3 separate regions of the Mus musculus genome follow, and regions 1 and 3 are each linked to region 2. The links are chromatin loops, found by intact Hi-C in ENCODE. Cell type or tissue: left cerebral cortex. All regions are shown on one strand.

Region 1 (8,000 bases), 86 kb before region 2:
AAAAAAATCAGGAAATAGGGTTGGGGTTGGGGATGTAACACAGGAGATACCATAAAGAAAAGTTTTTCTTTTGATAATGCATAAATCAAGTGTGTGATGCATACCTATAATCTTAGCACCCGGAAGGAAGAGGGCAGCAGGATCAGAAGTTAGAGGTTATCTTTGTCTATCTAACAGCCTTGGATATGTGAGACAAAAAACAATGTAGAACCAAAACCCAGGGATTGGAGATATTGCTCAGCTATTATGAGCACATACTGTGCTCACAGAGGACCCAGGTTTTGCTTATAGTATCCACTTAGTGGCTCACCATCATTTGTAACTACAGTTCAAGGAGATCCAAGACCCTCTTCTGACTTCTGCTGTTACCAGGCACATAAACAAAGCCAAAACACTTGTACATGTAAAATAAATACAGCCTTACCCCAATAACAAAAGAAGCAAAACCTAAGAAACCAAAACTAGGAAAGTGGACGGAAAAGTGTGTATATTTTGTATTATGCTGGTAAAGTGGAGCCAGTGGATGGTGGCTGCAGGGTCTATGACAACAGTACACCAGAGTGAAAATAACCTGGTGAAAAATACTCTGGCTAATATCTGGGTTAACACTGATAGATGAGATGTCTGCTTGCATATTGACAATGAATTCTATTAGTATTGACTTTTTGGGAGAGGGTTTTACCTCCAGCCTCCTTTTAGACACTCAAACCACATACCTTACCTTTGTGTTTTGTCTGGTGGTTTGTAGTTAAAGCATGCATGAGGCCAAGGATCTTGATGTGAGTTTTTGAGGCTAATTTGTGTTGTTACAGGATGTTGCAAACACAAACATGAGTACATGGATTTGTGTATATTCTGCCATCATGTGTGTATAACCATAAATGGCAGCTGGCAAGGCAGATTCATGAAATATTTTAACAGGAATTTAGAAAATAGTTGAGAAATTACTAAATTGTATACAGTTTTCTTTATTAAATTTCAGCACATAGAGCGCAGTACTTTGTTTATTCTCACTGCCTCCTGTGTTTCTCCCTGGCTAGTCTACTTCTTTCCCTTTCTGCCTTCATGTCACATGTGTTTATAAGTCGTATAGTCATTATATGAGAGCAAATATCAGCATGACAATTTATACTACAGATTATAAATTGTTGACTTTAGAGAGTTTATGTGGACAGGATAGGTTATCTATTTACAACTGAAGTGCAAGCAAATGGGGCAAAAGATAAAGGAGAAAGGTAAAAGGATAGTTCACTTGGTTAAAGTTGGTAGATGAAGCTTGAAAGATTGAGTAGCACAATGAATGAAATGTGGCTAGTTGCAACAGTGGAAATAAGTCTGTAACAAGTGACAGAAGGTGATTGCTTATAAAACTCAAAGCTCTTGCTCAAGTTTTGAGCCTTGGAGTGGGTAGCATGACACGAATGGTTGAATAATGGAAAGTGTTTGAATGAAAAAAACTTAAGGCCAAATGAAAGATTACAACAATAGAAAGAGGTCACAGGTTTTGAAGAAAAAGATTGTAGTTTGGATGAGAAAATTAAGAGTCTGAAATATTTGATAGCCTAGGTAAGATAGTTCACAAAGTATAGATAAATCCTTGTATAAGTGATGTAAGTAAAGTGAGGCTTAGCTGCTAAGGTAACAGACTATAGGAAAGATGTATATGTCTGTGGGTGGATTAATTAGTAGTCTCCTCAATCTCAGTTTGTATTTACCAATATTATATTGTAGATGACACTTTGAAGTGATACTTGAGAGTGCTGACTTCTTGGAGGTAGGTAGTTTTGCTTGCCATTATTGGGAAAGAATGATCAGTCAAACATAAAGAACAACGTAAGTCCTGAGCATCATGTGCAAGCATATGAAGAGTTGCTTGAGTACGGAAGCACATTTCACTGTAGAATTTTTAAGGAGCTAAGTTTTTTGCCTCAGCACAGAGAAAACTTTCTAATTAATGTTTTAAAATAAATAGGCTTTGGTGAGAAGAGTAAGACCGAGTAACCACTTGAATCACAATTCAAACCTGACATTGTTAAATTTGTGTGTGTTTTGTCTTACCTGTGTGAGACTATGTGCAGGTGGTCATTGAGAGACAGTTTTTGTCGTGTGTATGTGTGTGTGTGTGTGTGTGCGCGCGCGCGCACAGGTGCTCTTTAGACATATTGTGTTGTGGGTACCTGCGTGCATATGCTCACAGCTGCTCATGTGCCACTGTGCTTACAGAGCTAGCTGCTGGTAAAAGCACAATCTTAGGTGTTGGTCAGTCTTCTTGGACCTTATTTAGATTAGGGTATCTTTGTGGTTTGCAGTTATGTATGTATGCCAGGCTAGCTGGCCAGTGATTTTTTTCCAGGGATTGTCCTGTTTCAGCCTCCTATCTTTGTAGATGTGCTGTTATTATAGTGCTACTGTGATGACTTTACGTGGATTCATGGGAACGCTGGGCCCTATGTTGGGTTGGCAAGCACTTTACCCTCCTGAGCCATCTCCCCACATTGATGAATTGTCGGAAATTTATTCTTTTTCATCTTGAAACTTTGAGATCCCATTTTGCTAAATATGAACATTTTGGTCATCCTTCATACCATCATGCTGTACTGATAGTAATAGCCTGAAAGTGCCAGTGTCTTAAGTTAGAGCCTGTCATTTTAACTTAGACCTCATAAAATCAGGTTATTTGTACTCTTGCTATTGACTCAGGGTTGCTTGCCCCAACTGAGGCATGTATTCTCTTTGCTCTCCTTGTCTCCTCCCCTCTCTTCTGTCCTTTGTAGTCTGTCTGTATAACCCTTGCTGGTCTCCTGCCTCAGCCTTCCAAATGATAGAATTACAGGTGTGTATCACTGCCCTCAGCTTTTTGTTCAGTCAAATATGGGTGAAAAGTTTTATTCAATAAATTACAACAAATCTTATTGTTCACAGAAATTTGTCAATCATAAAATCATATTTTTAACCAGTGTTGATGCAGGCATGATGTGATAGTTTAGAAGGAAGGACATTACTTAGAAGCGGCATTCTAATGGTGGTTGAAGGAAGTACTTGCTACTTTACAGATAGGTGGCTTCCCTTAAGGTTTTATTTTTTCTCTTAGACATGGGGTCTCTACGTAGTCTTGGCTATCCTGAAACTAATTCTAAACCAGACCAGGCTGCCCTTCTAATTCCAACAAAGAGGTCTACTTACTGTGCCTCTGGAGTGCTGGAATTAAAGGTGTGGGTGGATATCACACTCAACCCTTAGATTTTCTTTTCTTTTTTTAAAGAATTATTTATTTTATATATACAAGTACACTGTAGCTGTCTTCAGACACACCAGAAGACAGCATCAGGTATCATTACAGATGGATGTGAGCCACCATATGGTTGCTGGGAATTGAACTCAGGACCTCTCGAAGAGCAATGTTCTTAACTGCTGAGCCATCTCTCCAGCCCTAGATTTTCTGATAGCTATTGCTTTGATGAAACTTTTGTCTTGCCTTTCCTAGGTTTCTCCTAAGGATTTTGATTGCTTTCGATAATAATTTGTTGGTTTAACCGAGACATTAGTTTTTTCTTTTCTCTTTTGCTTTTGATACAGGGTCTCCTTATGTATCCCTGGCTAGTCTAGAGCTCATTGTGTAGACCTGGCTGGCCTCTAACTCGAGAGTTCACCTGCTTCGCCTCTGGGATACTAGGAGTAATAAAGGCATGCCATAACTTGTTTTTGTTCAGTTACAGACCAGATGACCAAATTAAAAGCAGTTAATACGACTAAGGAAATCCAACCCCCAACTCTGTTTTTTAAGGTTTAGAGGTTCAAAACTTACGTGTCTGAAAAGCTCTGTATATAAAGAAATGAAAACTAGCTTGGATTTTTAGTATCTCTGGGTATAGTAAACAGAGACTTGAATTTCAGCACTAGTGTTTTATGTGAATGGGTGTTTTGCCTGCTATGTATGTGAACCACGTGTGTCTGCCATGTATGTTAACTGTCAACTGCAGACCAAGATGAGGGCACTGGAGCCCCTGGAACTGGAGCCATTGTATGGGTGCTGGAGGAACCCTGAGTCCTGGAGGACTAACAAGTTCTTTTAACCTCTGAGGCATCTTTTTAGCCCTAAGATTTTCTTTTCAGTAGGCAAAAACTGAAACTTTAAAAGTCACGTGTTTGATATGAAAATGGAGAATTAGATGTGAATCTGTAATTAGTTTGATCATGAAGGTAGGAATCTGTTCTGAACTATAGATAAAATAATGTGAACTTTAATTTTGATTATCTTTTATTTATTTTTGTATTCTTTATTGAAACTTATTACTAAAGGATGTGGGAATGAGAAAATGTATTTATGCTATGGTTACCTTGGAGGGAGGAAACCTGATCATCTTGAATGAGATTTCCTTGAACTTGAACAACTGAATGGATGAATGATTTTTAGAGGTTAAGATACTGTGGAATCAGTATTACAGTATTCAATAAACTAAACAGGTATTAAAACCATGATTTTGTTTGGTGTTTAAGGGAAAATCTTTGGATTTCAGATTCATTTATTTTCTTCCTTCCTTCCTTCCTTCCTTCCTTCCTTCCTTCCTTCCTTCCTTCCTTTCTTTCCTTGTTTGTTTGTTTGTTTGTTTGTTTTTTGATTTTTTTGAGACAGGGTTTCTCTGTGTAGCCCTGGCTGTCCTGGAACTCACCTTGTAGACCAGGCTGGCCTCGAACTCAGAAATCCACCTGCCTCTGTCTCCCATGTGCTGGAATCAAAAGCTTGCGCCACCACTGCCCGGCTATCATTCTTTCTAAAATAGGAATTACAGTAAAATGTTTATTTTATTATTGGATATTTTACAAAAAAATTCATTGTGGTATCCCTATACATTTCTAGAATGTAATTTGATCATGTCCAAACCTGTTTCTTTTTACCCCACCTTGTATCTTTTTTTTTTCCTTCTGCATTCCTAAGAGTTCACCTTTTTATATGCTTCTCCTATAAGGAAAAGATAGACTTTTTAAAAACTGAAAATACACGATACAAAGTGTTGTTAAAAGTTTTTTTTGGGGGGAGGAAATAAGTTTTGTTGGCTAATGATTGAGAATCTTTACAGTTAATAGCAAATTGATAAATTTAAACATGGTATACCTTTTCTCTTTCAGTATAATAATCATGAAATTCGTTCCGGGAAGCACATTGGTGTCTGCATCTCAGTTGCCAACAATAGGCTTTTTGTGGGCTCGATTCCTAAGAGTAAAACCAAGGAGCAGATTCTTGAGGAATTTAGCAAAGTGACAGGTAAGTTGGATTTAATTAGCAAAAGGTACAATTTTTTTTAGTAATGAAGAAAACTTGTGTGTGTGTGTGCCAGGTATTGCTCTAAACATTTTTGGGGAAAAAAACCCTAATTTTCACCTCAGTTTTATGAATTAAGTAACATTGTTATTTAGAGAAGCAAACACTGGGTTGGAGAGATGACTTGGCAGTGAAGAGCACTGGTTACTCTTTCAGAGGACCAGAGTTGGATTTCTAGGACCTACTTGATTGCTCTTAACCCTCTGTCTTCTGGCCTTTGCAGGCATCAGGCACAGACATATCTTCAAGTAGAACATCTATATATACAAATTTAAAGAAGAAAAGATAAAGCAAGCGCAGGTAGAGGTTTAGGGGAGTAATTTCATGGCATTTCAGATAATTTAGGACTACAAGGTTAGGGTGTTCATCTAGGATTAAGTTTGATTCCTATCACTACATAAAAGCCAGATAATAGTGTTCCAGGCACACCTGTCATTCAAGTATATGGGGAGAGGAGGCAAGGTAGTTGCAAGTTCAGGGTAGTAGTCTGTTGCATAGTGAATTGAGGCCAGATTGTTCTGCATGAGACACTGTGTAAAATTTTAGACAGAAGACAAATTCAGATTTAGGGAATATAATATAATCTTCAAAATTGTTGGATGTCTTTTGTATGTATTTCTGTTTTTTATATGTTAATTGTTAAATATTAAGGAGGATTGAGTGCTTTAAGCAGAGATGTTAATATGGTATATTTTTTTAATTGAACTCTGTACAGTGTTTAGAAAGTTAGTCTGCTAAGTCTCTAGAAACAGAAAAGTGTTTGGTAGTAGCAGTATATCTTACTGTTTTTCTTTGAAGTAATGCAATTGATAGTTGAGAGCAGAAGTCATTTAAATAAATTTTTAGACCTGGCAAAATAGCTGGACCTTTATTCAAAAACACATAAAAACCAAGCACTGTGGATATATTTCATTAGTAATATTTTTGCTTATGCTGAAGACCTGGGTTCTTGTACATGTCACTACTCCTTCTCAAATAGAATTTTAGTGTGATGAATCAGTTTAACTATGTTTGACAACGCTTGCTGATATTTTTCTAGATTATAGAAGTTTTTTTTTCTTCCCATTTTCCTCTGATGGATTTAGTGGAATTAAAATGGTCCTCGGGGCAAGTTAAAAAAACTGCTTTTGTTGGTTTAAAATTTGGGCAAGTTTGATATGGAAAGTTATTGGAGCCTTTCCTTTGAAAGTTTGTTTTCATTATGTAGTTCAGGTTGGTTTCAAATTTATGACCCTTCTTAACCTCCTAAATGTTGAGATAATAGGCAATGCATGTCTTTGATCCTTTTCAAAATAATCATCCTTTGTCAAAGTGTCTAGTTTAGAAAATAAGATTATTTCTCACTTTTATTTAATATAGTATCTTGGTTAAACACAGCTATTGCTGTTACATGTTTTTGTTATTGTTCCGGAATGCTTGTTTAATTTTAGAGGGTCTCACAGATGTCATTTTATACCACCAACCTGATGACAAGAAAAAAAACAGAGGCTTTTGCTTTCTTGAATATGAAGATCACAAAACAGCTGCCCAGGCAAGACGTAGGCTAATGAGTGGTAAAGTCAAAGTCTGGGGAAATGTTGGAACTGTTGAGTGGGCTGATCCTATTGAAGATCCTGATCCTGAAGTTATGGCAAAGGTAATTTTACAATAATTATTTTTTTGTGTAGTTAGTAGGAGGGGCTTGAGATATAATACATATAAAAAATTGCATGCCTTGTTTTAAGTGGTAGTTTTTGATGGTAAAAGTATAGTTGCTAGGCAATTAGAGTTGTACACTAAGAAATGCCTGTGTGTATGGAAAGTGAAAATAGAAATAACTCTTCATAGAGTTATGTTTAGTTGTGTTAGAAACTATCTTTTTCAGGAGTTGCATCACTTAAGTTTCTGATCCTCTATATATAGTCTCTCACATACTCACACATTTGTATTAAAAAGTTGTAATCCCAACATGTGTGTAGTTTTACTTCGTTTTAGTTTACTTAACTAATGATAACTGAGTACTGTTCAAAGTATAACTTGTTTAATACCTGTTTTTTGAGGCCTCTTTGATTTGACCAGCACCGCACTCCTTATTACTTACTAAGAGGAGTTAAAACTTACGTTCTTTTAGTGGTTGTAATTTTAGTTAACTTATAGAATTTATGCTTTTGGAAATTGAACTCTAGTAATATTTAGGAAATTTGATTTTTTTTCTCTTAATTTCAGGTAAAAGTGCTGTTTGTACGCAACCTTGCCAACACGGTAACAGAAGAAATTTTAGAAAAGTCATTTAGTCAGTTTGGGAAACTGGAACGAGTAAAGAAGCTAAAAGATTATGCTTTCATTCATTTTGATGAGAGAGATGGTGCTGTCAAGGTAAATAAGTTGTAGACATTCCATAGGCATCTAAATTAAAACAACATTTTTAGAAGTCTATGTGCTTTAGAAATTGGAGGCAAAGTTCAGGTTATGAAGTCTGTTCAAGCTGGGCAGTGGTCGTGGTACAGCCTTTAACCCAGGACTGGTGAGGCAGAGCAAGATGGGTCTCTGTGAGTTCAAAGCTAGCCTAGTCTACAGAAACAGTGAGTTCTAGAATTGCAGAGGATACGCAAAAAACAAATCCAATTAAGCAAATATTTATTGGTCTCATTATTTTTAAAGTAAAAATAGTGAAAAGGAAAATCTTTTAATAAAGCCAAAT
Region 2 (8,000 bases):
GTTTTATTTTTAATTGCAGGAAAAATTATAAAGTCTGTTCCTGGGAAACTAATGAAAGAGGTGAATTATGAATTAATATATATTTATAAATGACATGTTTAATTATTGATGAACTGTGGTGGCTTAGCTCATATCTCCTCTGTCCCCACAGAAAGGTCAGCATTTGGAGCCATTCATCATGAGTTTCATTAATTCTTGCGAATCTCCCAAACCTAAACCGAGTCGGCCAGAACTGACGATTCTCAGCCCCACTTCCGAAAACAACAAGAAGGTACCGTATGTTATGTAAAGAGTATGTTGTGTGGGTAATGCTGAGGACAGCTGGCGGTGCGGGCTGGACTGGAGAGGCTGCAGGGTAGCCCAGGCTGGGGCCTTTCAGCCTGGTTTTTTCTGATCTCTGCCTCACTGCCCTCCTCTCAGCACTGGTGCCAGCTCATTATGTTTCCAGCATCTTCTAACCTTCTCCTCTGGTCTTCTTCCCCCTTTCCCACTATTTCTGTCTCTGTTTATTCTGATCCATCTCCAGCCAAGCCTATTTATTTTTTATCTAATCTTTTCCAGACTTTAAAAAGAGTGAATTGCCTACATTTAGAATTAAAAAAACAAACAAACACACAAAAAAACATTTCCACTCTAAGTCTACTATTGTTTGCAGTAATGGGTCACTGTTTTCTGCAGACAGTTCAGACAAAGCACTTGTGACTCCCCGCCCCATTCCCCTCCCCACCACCACCACCCTGGTCTTCTCCTTTGTTGAACGTAGAAACCCCATTACAGATAATCATAGCATAGAATAAAACATTTTCAAGAGGAAATTTTAAAGCACGCACCTCAATTTTTTTGTCTCTTCAGCCATCATTGTAAGTTGTTCTTGCCTCATAGTGTGAGAGCTGTGGCTTTGCAGAGTCAGTTTAAGACAGATACACGTGCACACCATGTGCCCGGGAGTATCCGCTTCTCTCCTGGATTCTGAGTGTACTTTCATGTTGAAACTCAGAACCCCGTGAAGAGTCAGAATCTCCTCTAGGCTAACTTCACTCTAAGCATACCTGTGAGTGAGAGAATATTGGCTCTCCGATGGATAGCATCATGGAGCACTGGCCTGGGGAAAGCATAAGGGAAGAGGGGTTATGCTGGAGTGTGAATTGCTATATGCAGGGCTTAGGAAAGAGGACTGCCAAGAGTTTGAGGTCAGCCTGAGTTACAGACTGGATTCCAGGCCAGCTGGGGCTAAGAGGGAGACCCTGTCTTAAACAGCCACAAAAACAAACCAAAACAAAAAAAAAAAACCAAAAAAACCAATTGCAGTAGTAGCACAATGGAGGTGAGGTGCTGGTGCACGCCTGTAGAACCCAGGCCTCGGGAGCCTGAGGGAGGAGGTTTGTGAGTTTGAGGCCAGTCTGGAGCTACATAGCTTTGCCACGTCTCTGCATCTCACCGAAAAAACAAATAAAAATGAGGGGGCAGAGATGCAACTTAGTGATAGGATGTTTGCCTGGCTTACTTGAGGGTCTTGGATAGGTTTAGAATATCCAAGCACCATAAAGCAGACAACCAAAAAATGGGTGAAAAACAAGGAAAAGAAAAGAGATGCTTTATGGCTAGTAAATTAACTGTTATGGCAAAAGTGAATACAAGCTTTTATTTAATGTTTTGAGAGAAATATGTGGGATTTTTTTTTTATAGCTTTGGTCATGAATGAGAAAGTTTGAAAGCAGATTTTAACTTTCCTAATGTGGCATTTTGCTGTATTCTTTTAACGTTAGTGATTACTGTCAATAAATGCAATAAACTACTTGTCTCTTTATTATTTCAACTTATACTTTAGCTTTTCAACGATCTGTTTAAGAATAATGCAAACCGCGCTGAGAACACAGAGCGAAAGCAAAATCAGAACTACTTCATGGAGGTGATGACTGTGGACGGAGTCTATGATTACCTGATGTATGTAGGTAAGGCTTAATGGTCCACGTTGTTCTTTGTTAGTCTGCCTCATGATTCAGATACAGCCTGCCTCAACTTTGTGAAAGAAATTCTTTTCACCGATTTACTACATTGGCCTTGAACATGACCACTGTTACTTTTATTCATTGATCATTCTGAGTGACAACAGATTTCAGTTGATTCTTAATTGGTCTTCCTCAGGGCGAGTAGTTTTTCAAGTCCCAGACTGGCTTCATCATCTTCTAATGGGAACTCGAATCCTCTTTAAGAACACCCTGGAAATGTACACAGACTACTACCTCCAGTGCAAGCTGGAGCAGCTGTTTCAGGAGCACCGGCTGGTCTCCCTCATCACCCTTCTCAGAGGTTCGTATGACCATGTCTGTATCATGGTCTACCTTTGTGTTTTTTTTTTTCCAGGTATTTTTAAACCAGCATTTTTATTACTAGAATATACTTGCGTATAAATTGGAGAATAATTGTATACATTTCCTGTACTCATTTTTAGATGCTATATTTTGTGAAAATACTGAACCTCGCTCTCTCCAAGATAAGCAAAAAGGAGCAAAACAGACTTTTGAAGAAATGATGAATTACATTCCAGGTATGATATTTAAATAACTCAATTGTATATAGATTGGCACCACTTTGAAGTTGCAGTATAATTATTGAAACTAATTGTTATTGTTAGTTTTTATTTTAGAAATAATATAACTCATTAGAAAACGTAATTTGGCCAGGCAGTGGTGGCACATGCCTTTAATCCTAGCACTTGGGAGGCAGAGGCAGGTGGATATCTGAGTTCAAGGCCAGCCTGGTCTACAGAGTGAGTTCCAGGACAGCCAGGACTATAGAGAGAAACCCTGTCTCGAAAAAAAAAAAAAAAAAAGAAAATTAAAGAAAAGAAAAGAGAAGAAAAGAAAAGGTAACTTGTCCGTTTGTTGATACTACTAATACTGTCTGTTTGAGATAGATTCTTGAGCTGTAGCACAGACTAGCCTTGATCTTGCAACAGTTCTTTTGCTTCAGTCTTTGTAGTGCTGGTGTTACCTGTAGGAGACTTTAGGCTCACCCCTAAAATTTAGGACACGGGTTTTTCTACTCACACACTAATCAGGGCTTTATGATTTGTCTGCTGTGTGACCCTAGCTGGCTTGGAGCTTACTGTGTAGACCAGGTTGGTCTCAAATTTGCATTTATCCTCCTGCTTCTGCTTCCCAAATGGTGAGATTAGAGCTGTCCAGCATATCTGGTCATAGACATCTTTTCTGTATGGTTTTATGTGTCTATATAAAGAGGGAGTTTAAATCCTGTTGTTTGGGGTGCTGAGGGACAGCTCGGTTGTTGAGCACATGCTGTTGTTGCAGAGACCATCACATTAGTTAGTGGCTTAGAGTTGCCTGTAACTCCCACCTCTCTGGCCTCTGTGGGCACTTACACTCAGGTGCACATCTCTCTTCACAAACACAACACATCATTCAAAATACATAGTTTAAAAATTGGTTTTGTTTTACCCTGATGTATAATAAAATATGTTTTCTAAGTCTCTTTTATCACTTAGTGGTAGTTGGTTTATATACTATAGTATATCCTGTGCATTGTGAACTTCTGAAAGGGGGATTAATAATAACTACTACTTTTTTTTTTTTTTTTTTTGACCCGACCATGAGACTTGTTTCTAGGAGGTTCTTGTAGAAACTGGTTTGAGAAATACTGACTTGGAGCTTTTATGTGGTGTCTGTGAACAGAGGAGGCATGTGGCTTTTAAGAGGCGGTTGGTGGTGAGTCACTGTGAGCTGTTTCATATGTGGCTTTCCTGTTTAGATCTGATAGTCAAGTGTATCGGTGAAGAAACCAAGTACGAAAGCATCAGACTCCTGTTTGATGGCCTGCAGCAGCCAGTGCTCAACAAGCAGGTAAGGGAGGTGGTGGGCGTTGGTGTGGCTGCTGAGCAGCGGGATGTCTGGTTTATTACCTGTGTGAGTCACTACACGACATCTAGCCCATCATTAAAATAATCTAAACGTTCAGATGGGAAAATCTGTATGTACTGTTTCTGCTGGTTCTCTTACTTCTTTGTGATATGCATGGTTGCTTAAAGTTAATATATCTTCTACCAGAAAATTTTAGATGTTTAGAAAATTTCTGACATAGTATAAACATTTTGCTAATTTAAGTCAAAGAATACCAGTTAACATTTTTATATATATAGTCGCTATATATTTTGTTGAAATGTTAATATAATATCAGTTTCATACTTGTTTATTTAAAATTTGTTCAAAACAATTTACATAGAATGGGTGAAGCATAGTAATGCCAGTTATTTTATTCACAAAGGTCTCTACTATGCATGTAAGGATGGAGCATTGTCGGTGGTGTTAGAGACACCTTTTTGCGTGTTTTGCATTGCCGTTACGTTTCCCGCTGACTTGCGTAGAGATTTACCGTGGTCCTGGCTCCCGTGCCTGTAACTTTTCTGTCTAGTTCCTTACATTTTGTTACATGTCTTTGTGCTGCAGCTGACCTATGTGTTGCTGGACATTGTGATACAGGAGCTGTTTCCAGAGCTAAATAAGGTAACTGGGAAGCAGGAATTTCTTCATTCTCCTTTGGAAAGTATATGGACATTTAACCAGAGATGAAAATGGTAGTAAGCCATTGTGACTGCAACCATTTGAAAGCTGAACAGCTTGACACAAGTGGCCTTTTGTAGTGTCCTCATCTAACACGACTGTCCAGACGTAGACTAGATTTGAGGTAACAGACCCTGGCCAGTCTCTGCCTTCAAGTTCTTAGTTCCTCCTTACCATACAAGCAGATAAGGGCCCTTTACTGTGCTTTCAGCTGAATATGTGACTAATCTTATCATCAGAATGGGCCTAGCTGTTCAGATTATCATCTGCAACATTTTCTGCTATATAAATCAGAGACGAATGTTTTTTCAACATGGATCTGTGAGTCCAAGAACACAAAATGATTTGGAGTTAGAGCATGGTGTTCTTACTATATTTAATATTGAGGATGTTGAACTTTTCTTCTTTCTAAATACAATTTAAAATTTTGTTCTTCGAACATTTCATGCACGTATACCGTGTACTTATCCATCTACCCTTTAATGGCCTAACTCCCTCTGGACCCCCTCTCTCTAATCTCCCTCCCAATTTCCTTTGCTCTAAAATAACCCACTGAGCCCAGTTAGTGTGGCCTTTATGTGCATAGGTGTGGGGGCGTCCACTGAAGCATGAGCAGCCTACCAGTGGCTACCCTCTTAAAAGGACCGTGCTCTCTCCTCTCAGATAGACAGCCATCAACTGAGCCCACCCCCATGTATCCTAGAAGTTCTGCTGTGTGTGTGGTTTTTAACTTTTTTTTTAATTGATGATTGTGTATTTGTGCACCCATCTGCATACATATATAAACACACCACGATGCAAGTGTGAAGCTCACAGGAAAACCTGCTGGATTGGTTCTCTCCTTCTACTATGTGGGGTCAGGGGCCGAACTCAGGCTGTTGTTATTTATTATTTATTTATTACTTTTGAGATGTTGGGGATTGAGACCAGAGGGGTTTTTTTTCAAATTTTTATTAGGTATTTTCTTCATTTACATTTCAAACGCTATCCCGAAAATCCCCTATACCCTCCCCCTGCCCTGCTCCCCTACCCACCCACTCCCACTTCTTGGTCCTGGCATTCCCCTGTACTGGGGCATATAAAGTTTGAAAGACCAAGGGGCTTCTCTTTCCAATGATGGCTGACTAGAGGCCAGAGTCTTAAGTATGGCTGTTTTTATCCTGTCCAGTGCCCACAGCTACTGTGAGTCTATGAGTGTCACAGCATGTCACAGCATGCCTCCCCATCTTAAGGCACTGGCATTCCCTCTTCTTAGATGTGTCCTGAGCCTTAGGACGTGGGAGTTGATACAAATGTCCCGTTTGGGGCTGAGCTTTCATAGTCACTCACTCTTAGCACTCTGACCAGCGAGGAGTCTATGCTGTAACTACTGCCCACAGCAAAGAGTAGCGCCTCTGAGTAAGGCTGAGAGCAGGGCTCGTCTATGGTATAAATACAAATATTTAGAAGGTACTTGGGCAACAAGGCTTTTTGGCAAATACCTCCTAGGGCCTATGATTTCTTCACCCATTGGTTACTGACCGGATTTACAGTATCAGGCATGAGTTCGCTACTGAGGAGCAGCCCTCAAATCAAATCAGAAAAAGGTTTTTTAGCCCCATAACAGCCTTGCTACTATCCTAAGGTCATGTCTTGCCGGGCAGGTTCACATTGTTGCTTGCAGGGTTCAGCAGTTGTTGGTTAGCCCACCACTGATCGCTCTTCTTCCCTAGCAGCCTGTGTAGGACCTTTTGAAACTTCGAAACCTCGCCAGCAGGGAGGAAGTTCCTTAGTTCCACACTGAGTTCTTTGTGGACTGTAAGCCAAGTGTGTGGTATCCTCATAAATAGGAGCTTACTGTCCAGTCATGGTGGGCAACCGTGTGTGTGTGTGTGTGTGTGTGTGTGTGTGTGTGTGTTAATAAAAAAGTCATAGCAGTTCTCCTGTCTGTCATCTTAGGAGTTGTGATGAGCTGTGGTTATAAGTGTTTGGCTTGTCACATGGGTGGTGGAATCAGATTTCTTGTTCTCATAATTGCACAGCAGGAGCTGTTAACTGCTGAACCATCTCTCTAGCTCCTTTACTTTTTGACTAATCCATTTAGTTAGATGAAAAACAAAACCAGGAACTGTTCAAGGTTGTGGCATTGTAATGAAAACTCACTTCTATAGAGTAGGGAAACCAGATTTTGGCTGTTCATCTATTGATTGGAAACTTCAAATTTTAGTAGTATTAAAAGTATTTTTAAAGGAGGGTGGAAATGTTAATATTTATGTTAAATTGCTTTAGAATGAATACCAGAAAGCTTTTAGTTCTGAGGCTTTTATTAGGTCAGAGACAAAACATTGCTATTAATTGCTGTTTGTGCCAGGAAGGGTGTGGATTACTGTGTGTGTGTGTGTTTGTGTGTGTGTGTGTGTGTGTGTGTGCACACACGCACATTCACATAGAGTATTACTATAGTAGAGCTTTTAGGAATTAAAAATGAACCTTGTGCTATTGTCTCCTATTAAATGGATTTATTTTTACTTTAGGTACAAAAGGAAGCTACCTCCATGACATCCTGGATGTAAACACTTGGTATAGAATAACATACCAGAATAATAGAAATGTACTTTTCACTTTGTATATTTTTATAAATATCATGTACTTTAGTGTTTGGAATATATTTTTTGTTTTAATAAAGACTAACAAATAGCAATAAAAAGTGGTTTAGGTATTACGGCCTTTTGTATTTACTGTCTTGATTTTACTAAAACATATGCCACTTATTGCTAGGGCTTTTTGAGTCTCTCTCCCTCTCTCTCCTTCTCTCTCCCTCCCTCTCTGTATGTGCAGTGTGCATGTGTTTGTGTGTGTTTGAGTACATGTGTGTGGATGCTCTTGCCCACGTGTGCACGTTTGTCTGGCGACCTGAGGTTGGTACTGGGTGTCTTTCTCTATGACTGTCTACTTTGTTTACTGAGGCAGGCTCTCTCGCTGCCTCTGGAGCTTTTAGTTTGCTGCTCATGCCCTCTCCAGTCTCTGCCTCCGGAGTACTGGGATTATAGGCATGCCCACAAACCTTCTGACTTTTATGTAGACACTGGAAATTCAAACTTTGGTCATCATTCTTGCATGGCAAGCACATTGTCTACTGAACCATTCTGCAGCCCTGTGTTGCTGTTTTTGAATGAAAGCAAACAAGTAAGACCCACAGTCTTTGTATTCTTTTGCGTCAAATGCAATTGTATTTAGTGTGAAGAAGCAAGTGGGCCAAGGTTCAAAGTCTCTCTTCTGTGTGTCTAGCCATGCTGGTTCATGTATATACATACACAACACATTTTCTTCTTCTTCTTTTTTTTTTTAATTAGGTATTTTCTTCATTTACATTTCAAATGCTATCCCAAAAGTCCCCCATATCCTCCCTCCCCCAACTCCCCTACCCACTCACTCCCACTTCTT
Region 3 (8,000 bases), 97 kb before region 2:
TGTGAGCGCTTTGTTCTTCGCTGGCTGTTGTTACTGATCTATAAGCGGCAGGCGGGAAAAGCGCACTTTCTGGTTTACCTTGGAGAGAGACAAGCCCAGCGTTGCTTGCTTCACACACCTTATTCTCCGTTTTGGAACTGCTGCATGTGGCAGGCTGGGCCGGTCGCTGTGCTGATTGGGCTTCATTTGTAATAAGGTTTTTCTCAGTGAGTGTTAGCAGGTGAAGTCAGGGGTGGTGCTCAGGAAGAATCTAGTGAATCGGTCCTTCTGTACCCGAGCTCCAAAATCTGGCTTGTCAGGCGATAGTGATTTTAAGGTTTCTTTCAAGGGAGGTTCAGGCTGGCTGGTTGTAGTTAAGTGGTAGAGAAAGTAAAGATTGGGACTGTCATTGTCCTCTATTCTGTTTGAAGATCCTAGTTTAATTTTGCTTATTGCGTTTGAACAGATCTCTGGAAACATGGCTACAGAACATGTTAATGGAAATGGTACTGAAGAGCCCATGGATACTACTTCAGCAGTTATCCATTCAGAAAATTTTCAGACATTGCTTGATGCTGGTTTACCACAGAAAGTTGCTGAAAAACTAGATGAAATTTACGTTGCAGGTAAGAACTAACACTTGCAAAATAACATTATGAAATTTTTCTATTGGATTTCTGGCTTTGAGCTAAAATAGCAACTTTTTGTGGTTTCCAATAAACGTGGGAACTGGAGCTTTGCCTTGTTCTGATAGTTGGTTAATTTAGGTTTGAGCTTAGAGGTTAAAGTGTAGAGGGAGGGCTGAAATGGGGGAATAGACCTCCCTAGGGGAAGGCTGTCTGGCCTGATGGATAGTATATGATAGTAGCAACAGCTGCTAAATGTTGAGAGGAGCCCATGTGACTTTTTGAGGTATTTTTATAGCAGGATTCTTGTTTAATAACTTGGTAACTGTAGGCTAGTTCTTGTCTTTCTTGGTGTGGTGGTTCCTTTTTCTAGTGGTTCTTGACTTTGAGGAGAGGTTCAGTTGTTACACTTGGTGTTGTGTTGGTTGACTTTAGGATTTGTAGGCCTATATATTTACTGTAGAAATATTGCAGTGTTCAGGACTACTTGGACACAAAAACAGGATATAATACGTTGACTCCTTTCTGTGTGGTTAAGAGGACTTTAGTATGTTTTTCATTATGTAGATAAGGGGAGGGCAAGGAGGGTAGAATCATTGTCATATGTGTACCTGTATTACCCAATGCAGGACTCTGATGAAATAATTTAGAAAATTTAAAAGGTGATAACTCACTAAATTTTTTCTTCTCCAGGGCTAGTTGCACATAGTGATTTAGATGAAAGAGCTATCGAAGCTTTAAAAGAGTTCAATGAAGACGGCGCATTGGCAGTGCTTCAACAGTTTAAAGACAGTGATCTCTCTCATGTTCAGGTAATGTTAATTTCATGTCAGTGTAGAAAGAATTAAAAAAATATTTTTGATGTGTTAATTTAAATTTATTAGACATAAACTTAATGTTAAATATGAATGGTAAATGTCTTTACAGAACAAAAGTGCCTTTTTATGTGGAGTCATGAAGACTTACAGGCAGAGAGAAAAACAGGGGACCAAAGTAGCAGACTCTAGTAAAGGACCAGATGAGGCAAAGATTAAGGTATGTCCCTAAAGCTTTCTGTGGCTTTAAGTCCGTCTCAGTTATTTACTAACTGTTAAATAGTCCTGAAGTGTGGCATGGGGTGTATATATTTCTAAGGTTATTGTCTTGTAATAATTAGACTTTGGGAAGTACTATATCCGGTTTTATTTTTGTTTTTTTCAAAGTCATTGACTTTTGTCTGGCCACTAAATCCAACCTGTGCGGTCAATTCCAAATTGTAAGAAAAATTTAAAGCGGGTTTTTTTGTTTTTGTTTTTGTTTTTTGTTTTTGGCTAGGGTCCCAATGAATTTAGAATTTAAGAATTGTTTCTTTTATTGGGTTATTTCTACAACCATCTATGGAAAGCATAGACAATTGGTGGGAGTGAAAGTATCTTTTGTTTCAGGTTGGTTGGATTTAAGGTCACAGGAAGATTAAATGGCCTCATAATTAAGGTAGTGTTCTTGGTGAGATTTTAAAGTTAAAAGAGTATGGTTTATATTAGTTTTTAGTTGGTATTCTTTAATAAGGTACCACTTCTTGAGGCAGGGCTATGGTTTAAGAAAACCAGTTGCTAAGAAGGGCATAAATGTATATTTTACCTGTATTGGAAAAGAAAGCGTAGGTCATGTGGACAAGATTGGAAAATGAAATTACTAGTTAACAGAAATCATGAGTTTTACACATGATTGTGAATGAATTTAGTTTTCCAATAAAAATGGGGATTATAAAGCCAGGCGTGGTGGTACACGCCTTTAATCCCAGCAAGGGAGGCAGAGGCAGGCGGATTTCTGAGTTTGAGGCCAGCCTGGTCTACAAAGTGAGTTCCAGGACAGCCAGGGCTACACAGAGAAACCCTGTCTCGAAAAACCAAAAAAAAAAAAAAAAGGGGGGGGGGATTGTAATCTCTATTGCAATTGTGTCAGTGTGATTGGAAAATTTACTAAGAATTTCTGAAAAGAGTTAGTTGGTGCTTAGATTTGAACTTGGGGCCTTAATGCTATTAACCACTGAGCCATTTCTCTAGCCCTTCATAGTGTTATTATACCTTTAAGGAATAAAATTTGAGTGCTAATAAAAAAGCTATTTAGATCATACAGCTTTTTGTGAAACTTTGATTCAAAGTTTATGAATACTTTTTAAATTGATACATTTGCATCAATCAGTTTATTGGGGGGGGAATAGGTTACATTAAGCAAACACCCTATATATAGTCCCTCCCACAATTTCATATATAATTCACTTTGAGTAAAACAGATTACATTATGGGGGATTGAGGTGACTCAGTCTCCAATCTCTTAACAACATTTTGATAAGTTTCGTGATATGGTCTTTTTACTTTGTCAGCTCATACAATAGTTTTGTTACTTAGAGAACTTTCATAGTTGATAGATTAGAGAACGGGTATTTTGTGCTTAAATGGCTAGACAGGTTACATATGTTTTTTTTGTCACTTGTATCTGTAATGATGTAATAACAAGTTGAGGGAGATAAATCTAGACTTATGGTTGTAGTTTCTCTTTTTTTTGGTTTTTTTCGAGACAGGGTTTCTTTATGTAGCCCTGCCTGTCCTGGAACTCACTCTGTAGACCAGGCTGGCTTCGAACTCTGCCTCTCAAGTGCTGGGATTAAAGGTCTGCGTGCGCCACCACTGCCCAGCTTATGGTTGTAGTTTCTTATTGCTTTTCAAAATCATTGTGGCTATTTTCTTCTTAATGAAGCATGTTTGTGACACATAACACTTTTGACAGAAAGTAATAGAAAAGCTTTTCATATAGCCTCCCAAGTTTATAGACAACGATTTAAGGCATGGAGCAGTATCTTTGGAGGTGACAAAATGCCCATAAATGGTATTGTGTATCTTGGGGTGGGGTATAAGAAATCCAGAGTTGGGTAGTAGTCAAATTGTTGCAGTTTTAATGAGGTATTCCTTTTTGTTTTTTTCCTTGTGTGTGTGTGTGTGTGTGTGTGTTTTGTTTTGAGACAGAATTTCTTTCTCAATGTAGTCCTGGCTGTAACTCTGGAACTGGAACTCTGTCTCTGTAGACCAGGCGGGTCTCAAACTCTCAGAGATCCACTGGGCTCTGCCTCCTGAGTACTGGGATTAAAGCCATGCTTGCTTTTAATGAGGTTTTTCTTAGCAGAGTGGATATACATCTTGCAGGTTGCTGATGGATTGATTTTAATTTTTATTGCTCAGTAATTAACTGGCCAATAAAAACTGATATTCACAGGAATCTGAAATGTTGATGATATACATAAAAGGGAGAATTCTAAAACAGATCTTATAAATTTGTATGGAGGAATGTTGCTAAGATAATGAAATATTTGAACGGGATTGACTTAAATAATAACTGTATTTTGTGAATGAAGCATTAATAACATTTTGAACTTTTCAAGGCACTTTTGGAAAGAACAGGCTACACACTTGATGTGACTACAGGTCAGAGGAAGTATGGAGGACCACCTCCAGATTCCGTTTATTCAGGTCAGCAGCCTTCTGTTGGCACTGAGGTAAAGAAACTTAAACTTGTACCATTTGTAGTTAAAAAAAAAAAAACCCACAGCTATCTAGTTTCCTAAAGAATTCTTCATGATTGTGAATTCATATTTATTTTCCAGATATTTGTGGGGAAGATCCCCAGAGATCTGTTTGAGGATGAGCTTGTTCCATTATTTGAGAAAGCTGGACCTATATGGGATCTTCGTTTAATGATGGATCCGCTCACTGGTCTCAACAGAGGTTATGCGTTTGTCACTTTTTGTACAAAAGAAGCAGCACAAGAGGCTGTTAAACTGGTAAGTTGGTTTTTTTTTTCTTCTACCCCCTTTTTTCCCCCCTATGCTTAATGTCAGGTTTTTCTTACGTATTTTATCTGGTGGTTTTTTTTTTGAGGTGCCTTTTTATTTTCCTATGTATATATCATAGAAATATTTTATAATATTCAGAATCTATAAGATGGTGGTACAAAATTTCTAGTTAATGCATCTGGCTTTGGGAAGTTCTGTAAATTTAAAGGAATTAAAAATGATGTGGCTTCCAAAGATCCCCCCCCCCCCCACTGGACCACATTTTTCATTCAGCAGAAATTAACAAAAACACCCTTATACTTTTGAATACATAAGTAGATAAACAAATAGGACACCTATTAGAAACATTGGCTGCTCTTCCCAAGGCCTCAGGTTCAACTCTTTTGAGTACCCACAGGGCAAGTCAAAACCGTCTGTAACCCATCTTTGGGAATTTGATGCCCTCTTCTGGAGGTACCAGGCATGCATGTGGTGTACAAATATGTGAGCCAAACACTCATATACTTAAAATAAAAAGCTAGTACAATTAAAAAAAAAACCACAGAAGACACCAGGATGACATATTTCTAGGTAGGACCATAAAAGATTTTTTATTTTTTGTGAGTGGGGATGTTTGGTTTAGAAACAACCAGATGTTAGAGAACCTAATTTTTATTTCTTAACATTTAAACATCTTCAAAATTAGGTTTATGTAACATTAATTTTCTTGTAATTCTGTGACTCAAAAAGATTGAGCAAGGTAACTAAATTTCTGTACTGAGACATGAGGATTGTCATGATTGAGGCCAGCCTGGTGTGGTGAGAAACCCAATAGGAATACACACAAGTAAACAACACACCCCAAAAGCAACAAGAGTAATTAAAGAAAGAAAAGCTATTAACTTGAGAGCAAGCAAAGGAGTGTGTACATTGGAGGAATTGCATTAAATATTATAAAAAAAGTTTACGTTCCGGGGTTAATTAAAACTTAATTAAATATGTTAACTTTTTTGCTATGTTGCTCTGGCCTACTTGCCCTTGCTTTAGGCCAGGTAACCTCAAACTCCCAGAGTATCTTTCTGCCTCTTCCTCCACAGACCTGGTTGTATCATTTTTGTGGACAACTCACTATCATATTTGTTAAATTTGGCTAATCTGTTTTGTGGAATCTAAACATTTAAGATATTTAGGTTGATTTCTTCTGAAAATTTTTAAAGAGGATAAAACAGGATATTTGAATTAGAAGTTAGTTTTCTGAGGTTTTTGTTTTTGTTTTTGTTTTGGATACTGGCTCATACTATATAGCTCTGGCTGCCCTGGAACTCAGAGATCCACTTGTCTCTGCCTCTGTAGTGCTATGACTAAAGGCAGACACCACTATCCTTCTAATCTTATTTTTGAAATCTGGAATTTTTATAGTCTTTTTTTTTTTTTTTTTTTTTAAGATTTGACAATACCTATATACAAAATATAACCATTGTTAACCCCCACCCCCTTTCCTTTCCCTGCTTTATACCCTTCTTTCTCACTGACTCCCTTCTTCCCACCTAGCATGAGCAGGAGGCTGTTTTCTGGACAAATAAGTACTTATTTTATACCACTAAAGAAAATGACATCCTTCTTCCCTGTAGCTGGTAACTTTCAAATGCACTTCAGGGACGAGTTGGGACCTCCTGAGTCCTCCATCATCCTTGATGGCACAGTCTTGTACATGAGACCTCAGCTCTTCCATATCTGTGATTGCAAAGGATATACCATTTCCAGAAATCCATGCTTCATAACACTCCCCCCAATTTCCAACTCTTGATGGTCTTCTCCCAATTCTATACTGCTCCCCCTAAGCTTTGGAGAGGGCATACTATGTACCATTTAGAACCAAGCAGTCAACAGTCACTTATTCTCAGCAGCTTGACCAGTTAGAAAATCTCCATTAAGCATCTTGCTTTGCTATAAGAAATGTTTGTGGCCAGGCAGTGGTGGTGCACACCTTTAATCCCAACACTTGGGAGGCAGAGGCAGCTGGATTTCTGAGTTGGAGGCCAGCCTGGTCTACAGAGTGAGTTCCAGGATAGCCGGGGCTACAAAGAGAAAACCTGTCTCGGAAAACCAAACCAAACAAACATGTGTTTGTATGCCCAAGGTTGAGAGCAGCACTAGTTTATGGGTATAAACATACATTTTTAGGAGCCTGGAGAGATGGCTCAGCAATAAAGGACACGTAGGTTCTTTTGGAGGATCCCAGTTTATTTTCCAGTATCCCATGGGGTTGCTCATAATTTCCAGTAACTGACTCCAGGGGATCCAGCACCATCTTTTGTCTGTTTGGGTAGCTGTATTCAACATAGTCAAAAGAAAAAAAGAACAAAACAAAATTTAAAAAGAAACCCATAAATGTTTAGAAGACAGTTTTATTAAATGTCTACATAGCAAAACATAAGCAGAGGGCCAAAATCTTTGGGTCTGCCTATGACCTCCCCAGGCGTAGACAAGTTGATCAGGTTTATAGTATTAGACCTATATTCTCTTGGATGGAGGTGGCCTCATATCCAATTAGAAAGTGGTTGGTAGACTGTAGTTATTGCAGTCTTTAGTTTCATGGCCTAATCATAGCACACCTAAACTAATAATTCTGAAATACTGTAAAGTTGAGAATTTACTAAAAGGATCTTTTGTAGCCCAAGGATAACCTTGAACTTGCTATGTATTCCTGATCCTTCTGACTCCACCTCTCAAGAGCACCTTGACTGGTTCAAAATCAAAAACTTGTACATCTTTCTGATTTTCAGATTTGGTATGCTTACCACCATTTTTAAACAGACCTCAAGGAGAAAAATAAGTATATTTTGGAGTTCTCTATTGCTTGCATCTATGTCTTGTCCTAATGAGTAAAATTGAATGTGTAGGTTTACTGTTAAAGTATATTTCTTGAAACAAAATAGATTTCTATAAAGAGAATTCAGGAATTTAGGAGCTTTTATTTTTACTTTTAAAATATGGCTTTCCTTCTTAAAAGTCTGCTTCTCATTCAGAGGGAAGGATATAACTCTCCAGGGAGCTATTCATTGGTAGCCTGGCAAACCTTTGAGCTGCCAAAAGTTTACTTTTGTCAGTTGAGGTGAAATGAAGGACTGTAGAAAGAAATACTTTAGCTTATCGTCCTAGGACTAGGATGAGGACTTAGTGACCCAGTGTTGCTATACCAGCACCCATGTAAACAGCAGGCTTGGTGATCAATTTGTATATCACAAGCCCTGGGGGATGGAAACAGAGAATCTCTTTAGCTCATTTGCCAGCTATTTCTAGTCTGTGAGCTTCACATAGATTCACTGAGAAATCTAGTCTCAAAAGATGAGAATTGATAAAGGAAGATACCCAGTATCAACTAGACTGCATACACATTCTGTATATGTAGACACAACACATTAAAATCATCATTTGCTTGGGGTATAAAAATAACACCACTTTTGCTAGGTGGCAATAAAGTAGCTTAAAAAGTTTTTTTTTACATGTATGGGTGTTTTTCCTGCATGTAAATCTGTACCACTTGTGTGCCTGGTGCCGGTGGAGGCCAGAAGAGGGTGTCGGAT

What was found. Hi-C counts contacts between places; a loop is a spot of excess contacts. Peaks named below come from ENCODE experiments on the same cell type or tissue, not always from the same donor. Only the 100,000 strongest peaks of a DNase experiment are listed, where the experiment ranks them.
Region 1: a loop joins it to region 2, with 2.1 times the contacts of the local background. A loop is called at or near these places in 4 of 42 quality-filtered maps.
Region 3: a loop joins it to region 2, with 2.3 times the contacts of the local background. A loop is called at or near these places in 4 of 42 quality-filtered maps.

What each region holds. Positions count from the first base shown.
Region 1 is chr9:88,461,911-88,469,910 of GRCm38, reverse strand. Syncrip (synaptotagmin binding, cytoplasmic RNA interacting protein) reads left to right here. Exons shown (of 11, transcript NM_019666.2): 7 at 5,128-5,263; 8 at 6,751-6,956; 9 at 7,526-7,675. Among named protein-coding and RNA genes, the nearest start is that of Syncrip, 16 kb to the left of the region's middle. In left cerebral cortex, no CTCF peak of the experiment used is centred here; no DNase peak of the experiment used is centred here.
Region 2 is chr9:88,376,030-88,384,029 of GRCm38, reverse strand. It overlaps Snx14 (sorting nexin 14), which reads left to right. Exons shown (of 29, transcript NM_001359958.2): 22 at 20-60; 23 at 152-271; 24 at 1,829-1,952; 25 at 2,146-2,310; 26 at 2,453-2,548; 27 at 3,769-3,860; 28 at 4,464-4,520; 29 at 7,091-7,275. The coding sequence ends at 7,129. Among named protein-coding and RNA genes, the nearest start is that of Nt5e, 52 kb to the right of the region's middle. In left cerebral cortex, no CTCF peak of the experiment used is centred here; a DNase peak (open chromatin) is centred at 3,741.
Region 3 is chr9:88,473,211-88,481,210 of GRCm38, reverse strand. Syncrip (synaptotagmin binding, cytoplasmic RNA interacting protein) reads left to right here. Exons shown (of 11, transcript NM_019666.2): 2 at 446-605; 3 at 1,299-1,417; 4 at 1,533-1,640; 5 at 4,024-4,137; 6 at 4,246-4,422. The coding sequence starts at 458. Among named protein-coding and RNA genes, the nearest start is that of Syncrip, 5.2 kb to the left of the region's middle. In left cerebral cortex, a CTCF peak has its summit at 4,889 (motif pointing left); a DNase peak (open chromatin) is centred at 4,859; H3K4me3 peaks cover 793 bases; H3K27ac peaks cover 33 bases.